Linked DNA regions of Homo sapiens: region 2 is linked to region 1. The links are chromatin loops, found by intact Hi-C in ENCODE. Cell type or tissue: heart right ventricle. All regions are shown on one strand. Links, peaks and the distances in the headings refer to the core of each region. The heading gives the core; the rest is flanking DNA.

What was found. Hi-C counts contacts between places; a loop is a spot of excess contacts. Peaks named below come from ENCODE experiments on the same cell type or tissue, not always from the same donor. Only the 100,000 strongest peaks of a DNase experiment are listed, where the experiment ranks them.
Region 2: a loop joins it to region 1, with 2.7 times the contacts of the local background. A loop is called at or near these places in 2 of 110 quality-filtered maps.

What each region holds. Positions count from the first base shown.
Region 1 is chr18:3,791,749-3,797,129 of GRCh38, forward strand. All of the region lies in intron 5 of DLGAP1 (DLG associated protein 1), which reads right to left. Among named protein-coding and RNA genes, the nearest start is that of DLGAP1-AS3, 84 kb to the right of the region's middle. In heart right ventricle, for the core only: no CTCF peak of the experiment used is centred there; a DNase peak (open chromatin) is centred at 2,941.
Region 2 is chr18:3,982,698-3,988,078 of GRCh38, forward strand. All of the region lies in intron 3 of DLGAP1 (DLG associated protein 1), which reads right to left. All of the region lies in intron 1 of DLGAP1-AS4 (DLGAP1 antisense RNA 4), which reads left to right. Among named protein-coding and RNA genes, the nearest start is that of DLGAP1-AS4, 23 kb to the left of the region's middle. In heart right ventricle, for the core only: no CTCF peak of the experiment used is centred there; no DNase peak of the experiment used is centred there.

The sequences.
Region 1 (5,381 bases), core at 330-5,329:
TGAAATAAGCAAATGAAGCTGGGTGTGGTGGTACACGCCTGTGGTCTCACCTACTCGGGAGGCTGAGGCAGGAGGATTGCCTGAGCTCAGGAGGTTGAGGCTGCAGTGAGCTATGATTGTGCCACTGCACTCCAGCCTAAGCAACAGAGCGAGATTCTGCATTTAAAAAATAAAATTAAAAAAAGGCAAATGGGCAATTCATCATTTTTTAACAGCAAAGTAATGTGTTAATCCCTGTCTGCTCCCACGTCCACACTGGGGACCACCCCCCACCCCACTATAGCTGGCTGGCTAGAGCCCTACCCCAGGCCACATCTAACCTGGTATCATCGCACTGCAGAAGCCCTATGCCCCAGCCCTGTAACCAGCTGGCCCTGTGTACTCACGGGCCTGCAGGGCAGCAGCCCTCTTCCCTAACTCCAGCTGTGGGTACTTAAGATATTATGATGGGGCTGGGCACGATGGCTCACACCTGTAATCCCATCACTTTGGGAGGCTGAGGTAGATGGATCACTTGAGGCCTGGAGTTCAAGACCAGCCTGGCCAACATGGTGAAACCCTGTCTCTACTAAAAACACAAAAATTAGCCAGGCATGGTGGTGCATGGCCTGTAATCCCACCTACTTGGGAGGCTGGGGCAGGAGAACTGCTTGAACCCAGGAGGTAGAGATTGCAGCAGTGAGCCAAGATCATACCACTGCACTCCAGCGAGACTCCATCTCAAAAAAAAAAAGATATTATGATGGGACATCTGCCTTGGCGTCATACTGATCTCTTTGATGGAAACTTTGACCTCTTACTTCCCTTCTCTCAACCCCTTCTGCATGGAGTTTGGACCTTGAGCTCTGCAATTCCATTTGCTGTCTTGGCCTCCACTGCAGACCAGAAGGAATGGGATGGTCCCACTAACCTGACAATGTGTGGCACCACCATCTGCGGCCACACCTCACCATACAGGCCAGCTTCTTTGGGCACCTGTGTCAGCCCAGATTGAGCCTGTGTTAGCTGAACTGCTGGAATAATGTACTGGGGCTTGTGCATGTACCTTCCAGATCCTGTTGGTCCTGCCTGACCCCTCAGCCTTGGACTCTGGCCCTGCTTCCTGGACAGAGCAGCCTCAGGATGGCTCATGCTGCTGCCATCTGTGAAGCCTGGCCACCGTGCTTCTTCCTCCACCTGCGGCACTGCTGGTGTCTCGACCTCCCTCAGGGACGGGTTTGCCCAACCCCATTGAGCCGCTGGGCCTGTGGAGGCTTTTTCACTAGGAGTCTCAAGGCCCTCAGTAAGTATCACAGCTCACAAGTGCGGCGCTGTTAATATCCCATGGAATACGACTCGACCAATGAAAGGCAGGAGACCAGGAGGAATTAGCAGATGAATTGCTTGCCCTCTCTCTCTGAGAAGGACTGTTTCAGCACACCACGGTTCCATATGGCCTCTCCAGAGTCATCCATGTGATCCAATGGCCAGCTCTGTTTTCTTCCACAGCCCATGTCTGATCCGTGAATGCACCCTGCCAGCCCTGCCCTCAGGATGGGCACATACCTGTCCACTGCCCCACCCTGTTCTCACTCTCACTGTCCCGGAGGGCTGTGTGGCTTTCCCTGACTTCCATCCTTGCCTCCCTCCAATTTCTTCTCGATAGAGCAGCCAGATTTATTCCTTTGAAGTGCTGCTCCTCCACCCAAGGCTGTCAGAGTCCCCGTGTCACTCAGAGTACAACCCAAAGTATTGACTTCCATTCTTCCCCCTTCCAATTTCTTCTTGATAGAGCAGCCAGATTTATCCCCTTAAAGTGCTGGTCCTCCACCCAAGGCTGTTAGAGTCCCATGTCACTTAGAGTACAACTCGAAGTGCTCCCCGTGGCCCATGCTGTCTGGCTCCCTTCCCTCCTGCCTTCTTGAGCCTAGCTCTCTCTTTGCGCTCTCTGCTGTGGCCACCCCTGCTCTCCTGCATGGCCTCCTGCACACCAGGCACACCTCCAGGACTTGCTGCTTTCTGTCTGACTCACTTTCCCCTTGCACAGCTGCATGCCCCACTCTGCGACCCCCTGACACTATCCCCTTGTGAGTGTGGCCTTTCGTAATCACTTTCTCTGAACAGCACCTCCTCCTGCTTAACTTTTTCCTTCTTAGCCGTTATCCTAGTCTTCCTTGCTCTTTATGTCACTTATCTGTCTTGCTGGTTTTTGTCTTCCCTACTAGGATGCAAGCTCTGTAAGGGCAGGGGCTACTGCCTGTTTTGTTCACTGTGGTATCCCCAGTGTCCAGCACAGTGCCTGGTACACAGCAAGGTTAAGTACCAGCTGAACAAATGAACCCATGAATGAACGAGGACACCACATATACTTAAATGCTTCATTCCTAACTCTGCACGTCTCCTCCCTTCTCCTTTGTCAAGAAGGGCCTGGCTGGCTAGGTCCCAGTTGTCTCTTAGTTCCACCTGCCCTCAGACTCTCCTGTTTGGCTGCACAACTTCCTTTAACCCTTCTCTAACTGTGGCAGCATGGAAGGTGACAGCTTGGAGGTCAGTGATGAGGCAGGAAACTTGTTAGCTAGGACAGAACATATACAGAAGAGACTCAGTGCAGCTGACAGTGTGCATTATTGTGATACATGTTCAAAGCCCATCTCAATTATAGGCATGGATTCATTTATTTCTGACTTCAAAACTCTCCGTGTCAAAGTCTTGCTCTTACTACCTTGTTGAACTTGACTATAGCAATGGGGAATGGCACCTGGAAAGGGTCCCGTGGAGAACCCACCCAGGATGCTGTCAGTCAGCACTGACCATGGGGCTGAAGGTGGAAGGTTCCTCTATGTATAAAGAGAGCTTCTCACACTCGGGGCTTTTGTGTGGGACAGGAAAGGCTGACATAAAACAATGGGATTGAGTCATTCATGTGGGACCATACGTAGCCACAAAGGTGTGACTTGGCCCACTGCCCCCCTAGAGGGCAGATTGCAGAAGTTGGCAGAAATGTCACCTAATTATCAAGGTGGCTGTGTGGCTGGGAGTTACTGCTCAATCTATTCAGCAGCGGAGGAAGCTCTGCCAGTTCTCAGCACATAGGATCTGGCTAATCTGATAACATATGGAGGAGAAAAAGTGCGTCACTGGTTTCCTCTCGCACCACGCCTGACTTCTGCAAAGCAGCTTCTCTCCCACTTATCTCCCACTGCGAAGCCTTAGGCATTCATTCCTGTGTGATGGAGTCAGCATCCTGAAGAATATGGAATATCTTAGAGATGCAAACGATCCAATGAATACTTATTTATTGGTCAGGGAGAATGTAACTGAAGCCAATTTCCCTTGTGAGTTACTCACTTACTTCCAAATTGGCATGAGTGTAAGACTCCGTGGACATATATAACTCATTCTAGCCAGGATCCAGAGGATCACAGAGACACCCACTGAGTGTCCTAAGTGACAGGGGAGATGGATGTCATGAAAAGCCAGGAAGAAACCCCCAAATTCCTTGAAACAGACACAGAGATTTTCTTATTGGAAACTAAGCTAAACACTTATTTAAAAATATATTTTCTCCCTTGTCCTCATCTGTTTTCTTTTCTCTTTTCTTTTTTTTGAGACAGGGTCTCTCTCTGTTGCCAGGCTGGAGTGCAGTGGCATGATCTTGGCTCACTGCAACCTCCGCCCCCTGGGTTCAAGCGATTCTCCTGCCTCAGCCTCCTGAGTAGCTGGGACTACAGGCGCCCACCACCACGCCCAGCTAATTTTTGTATTTTTAGTAGAGACGGGGTTTCACCATGTTGGCCAGGATGGTCTCGATCTCTTGACCTCGTGATCTGCCCACCTTGGCCTCCCAAAGTGCTGGGATTACAGGCATGAGTCACCGCGCCTGGCCTGTTTTCTATTTTTAAATTTACTTGTATTATTTATTTGTTTGTTTATTTTTAGAGATGAGGGTCTCACTATGTTGTCCAGGCTGGACTCCCAACTCCTGGGCCCATGCGATCCTCCCACCTCAGCCTCCCAGGTAGCTAGACCGGGAGATAGATAGATAGGCACATCACCTATTTTCTTAGGGTTCCAGGGCTTGTTGAATACAAATTATCCAAATAAAACACAAAGGTTCTCCTCATATATACCAACCAAAACCCACAAAAAAATTTGTTATCCTTGTATTGTATGATCTCGTTGGACATCTGGCAGTGCTGGGAGGAATGAGCAGGTGGAATGAGCAGAGCCGCAGGATTGGGCCAGTCTTAAAGAGATGCTATCCGATGGTCAAAGGGCTAATACGATTAAGGAGTTAAGGACCAACATCGCCCACTGAGTTATTGCCAATTAGTAGCCAGGTTTCCCCAGCAGCCCCAAGCAAACATTATCACCAGCATTGATTACTGATATCGCCCTTCTGTATCTCTGTTCTGGGTTCTAATGCAGACATAGAGAGAGAGAAATTAATTTGTGATTAAGACAGGCAAAGCACTCAGAACTGTAGACTCAAGATTGTCCTGGGAAATCTTCCATAGTGAAGATTTGGAGGGAACAACTCTTCTCTTCTCATTTCTCACTGGCATTTAATACTATGGAAAACATTCTGGTTGTGGAGTGTGAAGTCCTGGGCTTTTGGTTCTGCCCATGACCTGTCATTAATGCAACAGATTCTCCGGTATACAAAGGGGCTGTTTAATAATCAAATGAGATACAAATGACAAACTTTTACAATTGTAAAAACTACATGAAAACTTAATGATTTCATGAGTACTGTATATGAAAAATGTTTCTAATAATTGTAACATTCCATTGGTAGGATTCAGGTAGTGTGTTCTCTTAAGAGGCCCTAAAGAGAGGGAACATGCGCTGAGTGACAGCCCAGGAGGAAGCAGACACGTAAGGTGAGCTCGATCCACGAATATGCTCTAGACCTGTCAGTAACAGCCGCTTAGCCACTGAGCTAAGAGCTGAAGTCAGCAGGAGATGGAAACTGTCGGATCCTCACCATGCTATCAAAGCAAATTCCAGCAGCAGGCACATTGCTGGTAAAAATAATGCTCAGAATTCATATTTTAATCACTTAAAATGCATTTACTCATAGTTTCTTCTTCATGGCTGAGGTGCATCACGACCCTTCCATGAGCTATTATACTCAAAGATAGAAAATAGTATCAGATGCTATGGACTGAATTGTTTTCCTCCTGATTCATATGTTGAGGCCCTAATGCCCAGTGTGATGGTATCTGGAGATGGGGCCTTTGGGAGGCAATTAGGTTTAGATGTGATCACAAGGGTGAGAACTTCATGATGGGAATAGTGTTCTTATAAGAAGAGACACTGGAGGCCAGGCACGGTGGCTCCTGCCTGTAATCCCAGCACATTGGGAGGCTGAGGCAGGTGGATCACGAGGTCAGGAGATC
Region 2 (5,381 bases), core at 92-5,091, 190 kb after region 1:
AGCTGGTTTGGAAGCTCAGTGATGGCAAGAAGCCCATTTTGTACTGGTTGGTATATTCTACAACATTCTAGCACCGTGAGTCGCAGACTTAGGTAATTAATAATTACTTACAAATTTGAATTGAGAATGTGATGGAATGGTGGAAAATCAAAACATGAACCATCATTGCTTAGATATCTTATGAAATTTGTTTTGAATTTTTTTCTTAAGTGTCATTTTCTATAATTACTAAAACCTTCATATGATGATTAAAGAGTAAAGTGGTTTCACTATTGCTTGTATCTGAGGAATTATAATAACATATCAGGAACAAAGGTTCCCAAAAAACTTGCTTATAGAAAATATTAGATGCATACTTATTAGAGGGTTCTTTTGGGTGGTTCTTCAGAGTCAAAGGAATATAGAAAATATTTATTTTTTAGATTTATTTTTCCTTATTTGAAATTTCAAAGCAAAATTATATGCACATTTTTTCTTATTCATTAATTTAGTATTTGTAAGAATGTAAGGGTTATCCATCAGGAAAAAGAAAAAGGTACCTTGAATTAATAATGATAATTATAGTGATTGCCATTACTTAATTATGCCAGGTACTTATATAATCTCAAAACAGTGCTATAAGGACAAATTTATTTGTATGTTCTAACAGGACCCTAAATTCAACATTCCCCAAATAAAGCTCATTTGCCTGATGTACTCACTATGTGTCAGTATCTGCTTTTAACAGAGGAAGCAGCTGAACCTCCAAGGATCTGTGGCTTGCCAGCTCACACTAGTTGTTGGGGGTGCCAAGAATCTATTTTCCATGAAGTAATGTACAAAATGAGCCATCTCAAGTACCACCGCTACTTGAGACATCATTAGGTTAAAAAAATGCTTTATGTTCTCTATCAAAACTGAATGCAAGATTAAACCTGTAAAAGAACAAACTGAACAAAGAATGATTAATACCATAATGTAAGATTATGGCATTCCTCATACCCCACCCTCCTTCCAAGAACAAACAAATCTAAATTACCCCCGTTTAAAAAAGACTCTCCTATTATGAAAGAAGCACTTGTAAAACTTGCCAGAATGGGAAAATAAATCATCAGCCCATTCTAACGTCTACCGCATTGTTTAAAGAGATAACAGAATCAGCAGGACCATTGCAGCTAGGCAAGTTCTTAGACAACACCCCTATAATGACTGAGTTACCACTGAAATGCTCCCCGGGAACATGAAACTGCAACTTGTGGTAGAGGTTTCTTTCCCAACAAAAAACAGGCACAGAGAGCCTATCTGGTCAGAAATAATGGGAAGAAGAAAAAAAGAGGCTCTTGGGGACAGATAAAAGAAAATAAAAGATCCTCACGGAATGGAAAAGCTTCTGAAACTTCTCCAATTTGCAGTCTTTTGAAAGAGAAAAAAATAATCAGAAAATCCTAAGACAAAGCACACAGGATCTTAATCATTTTTCTTAATCTGCCTACACCTTGATCTCGGACTTCAGCCTCCAGAACTGTCAGGACATCAATTTCTGTTGTTTCAGCTGCCAGTTTGTGGTCCCTTCTCATGGTGACCTAAGAAAACCAAAATCCCTTGTGAGGGCAGGTCCCTTCAGTGGTCTCCCCTGACTCAGGATGGCTTCAGTCTCTACAATGTCTCAGAGGTCATATCACCTCAATTACCCCAAGTCTGCCCTGTGCTAGATCATTCAAATGGAAATCCCAAGTCTGCACTGACTAAGTCTCAGTTGCACATTTTTGGCTGCCTTGAGACTGCTTCACTTGTCTGTTCTGACAGCACTCTAAGCTCCAGGTGTCTAAAATAATTCCTCCTCTGATGAGACTGATGTACTCCTCTCACATTCACCCTGTCACCCAGGCTGGCGACTCTAAAGCCATCTTTAATGTTCTTTCCCAATGCTTCTCACAGCCAAGCAGTCATCCCCTTTCCTTGCCATTCCTTCATTTTCACTTCTTTGGCATTTTCTCTGCCTCGACCTTGGTTGAGGCCTATTTATGTTAGGCCAGTCCACAATCAACTCCTAATTGAATCCCCTGCCCCTAGTCCTACCTTGTTGCATGCATGTCTCACCAGCCCAGGTTCATCTTTCCCCTGTTAATCCATCTCGGTGTTTGGGTCTTTATTTTGCCCACAGAGCTCAGCCGGTTCTGAAGGCCCTGGCATATTTGATTCCTGACCAATCTTCACCATTGTCCCCTGCCTGTGTCCTCCATTCAGACAGGTTTATTGACCCATCCCAACCATGCCTTGTATTCACTCAGTGAGGAGCTATGTCTTATTTCCACCCTCATTGTTTTTGTTAAAGCCATTGTCCCTTCTTGGAAATCACTTGCATTTATCTAATCCTAACCCATTCTTTAAAGGTAATTTCACATCTCATGACTGTGTGAACCCTTATTCAAAGATACCAGCCACATGCATCTGCCTCCTTGAGTTCCTCTAACATATCCTGATCCCCTTTCTACCTTGATTAGCAAGAACCTCTGAGCCACATGTGATCCCCAGTGTCATACTGTCTCCCTCTCTTCCTGATGTGATTTATGTTATTGCTTTCAGTTTCATTTTAAAGTCTTTTTGTAAAACATACTTTTTCAACAAGAGGACTCAAATGCTCCAGGCCTGGCTCATACTAAGCTCTGAAAAAATATTGGCTATTAAGTTACAAGCAAATAAAAAGTTAAGCTAATTACAGCTCATGGCACTCCTGTGGTTGTCAATTTTGAATCTCACTTTTCATTATTAGCTATATTTTTTGGGCAGATGATATAACTTTCTGATCAGACTTTACTTCTTAAAGCCTGGGCCTTCGACTTACTTTTTTTTTTTTTTTAACATAGAACAAAATAAATACTCTATAAGTGTTCTCTGTTCAATGAAGAGATATATACTTCCTAGGAAGACTAACATATGTTTTAATAGATGCATTGATAAACCTGAAGGACGGGCTTACTGTTCAGTAGTGCTTTGTTCATAAATGTAGAAACATCTGCTTTGGGGTTATAGGGAAACTTCTTTCTTTTAAATTTGTACAGGCTTGAAAAATAGTTGTGCTCTATAAATACCCCAGTATGAGTCATTTGCTTAACTAAACAGCTGCTTACTCATTAGCCAAATGCACTTCATTTTAAGGCATACACTTAAATGAATTTTCTCCCATGCCTCTCTCCCTCCCCCAAGAGCCAGAAAAGTGATGTGCAAATACTTTTCTGGAATACAAAAGAGATACAGATCTGCCTTTGACATGGGGAATCTAAACTCCATGATGTAGCGGAAAGTCATCCTAGCGCAAATTCATAAGCTGTCTGTATATGCTTTGCTTGTTCTTATAACAACACAGTCCTTCATTTTCTATTCCCATCTCTCCCCACACACCTCTGGAACATCCTCCCTCTTCCCATTCAAATCCAACATACCAATTCTCCCACTGGGGCACCCGGCAGGGCTTTGTTCTTTTTTTTCCTTCTGTCACCATCGCCCGTTTCTTATGCAGGTGGATAGTCTGCGTCAAGACTGCTGGTAGAAGCCATTTATTTTAATAAGTGTAAGCAAATGACAAGTATTCTTACAAATCCTTTTGTTAAGATGGAAACACAGATCAACTTCTACAATTAGTGGCATTCAGCTATCATTTTCTATCCTTCAACTTATTTTGAACGATAAATACAAAGCAACCACTCGCATCTTTTTAAAATTTTATTTTGATTTAACTTTTTTTTTTTTTTAAAGATGGGGTCTTGCCATGTTGCTCAGGCTGGTCTCGAACTTCTGGCCTCAAGCAATCTTCTAGCCTCAGTCTTCCAAATATGTGGGATTCCAAGTGTGTACTACCATGCTCGGCTTCATGCTTTTATTTTCTTTAAAAATGGTCAATATCACCATGAGTTCCTTCTTTTGGAAGCCAGTAAATGTCTAAATGTTTTGGAAGAGTCCAGAGGAGAACTTTGATTTCTAGAAAGACCAAATGAGAAGGAACAGATACAGTCTCCAGAGTTCCAATTATAGTGTAGCTATTCTCAGCAGGATTCCAATCCAACGTGGATTTTTTTCTAGCCTGCGGAGGACATCTTCAAACGCCCAGGGCTGACATTTAGCTGTTACCCATCTGGTATGATTGTACCTTGTTAAAATCACTTTTATACCAGTTGGTAATTACCTATTGTCCTGAGCTCCCCGGATACTGGACCCTTCAATGGTGACACCCTGCCTCCCACAAAAATGTCCTATGATTTAGCAACTGAAAAGTTAATGCTCGACACAGGACGAGGCTCTGACTACGCAGAGCCATTTTGATTGGACACTGGTTTAATAACTTGACTATCACCCTGCAAATAGCGCTCGTTTCCAGGTATGTTAGGTATTAATTATTTTCTGGAAAACAATCTGACTGTGCTAGCTTTGAGAATGAGAGCATTTACCTCCCTAGGTTTATTTACCTCCCTAGGGTTTATTTTCCTCATCTGTCAAATGGTAGAGTGCCTTGGCTTAGTGTTCAGACTGGGTTCCAAAGTTGCCTCAAGGGGAGATTGCTAATAGATAGAAATCTGGCCCCACTTCCTGCAGAGCAGCTCCTCTTCCAGGCCTACTCACTGAGGTCCCCATTTCCTCGATTGTTTGGAGAAAGGATTTTGAAAACTGAATTTTGCTACCAAAAAAAAGTTTGGAAAACAAAAAACCCACTGGCTTCAATGGGCACTAATCTTTCGTCCTATTTAAAAATTCTAAAATTCAATTATAACTGTGATTAACAAAAAGAATGGCATCTGTCTACCAAAAGCAAATAGCTACATTGGGTCTACTCGGTACCAGGCATCGTTCCAAGTGCTTTGCGTATTCGAACTCACTTCACCCACAGAACTATGCCTATATTATAATTATTTTTAGTTATTAAAGTCTAAAAAGTGTATGTTCAGAGATATTTATTTTCACTTTTATAATTTTCTTAGATACATTTGAGGTTATAATTTATTCAAAGCTAACATTCCTACAATGACTATTTAATGAAATGTAATCATGATATTGTCTTTCTTATATGCTCCAATTACAGATTTCTATGCATATTTTAAAGAGCGTTTTGTCTTTAACTTTTGGATTTCATCTTGAAATCATTAGACTAAGAGTATGTGCTATACTTTATAAATTATACATTAGACTATGTATGTACTTTCTCTGTGGCTTATACCAGTGGTGCCCAACCTTTTTGGCACCAGGGACTGGTTTCATGGAAGACAATTTTTCTATGGACCAGGGCGGGGGATGGTTTCGGGATGATTCAAGCCCATTACATTTATTGTGCACTTTATTTCTATTATTACATTGTAATATGTAGTGGAATAATTGTACAACTCACCATAAGGTAGAATCAATGGGAGCCC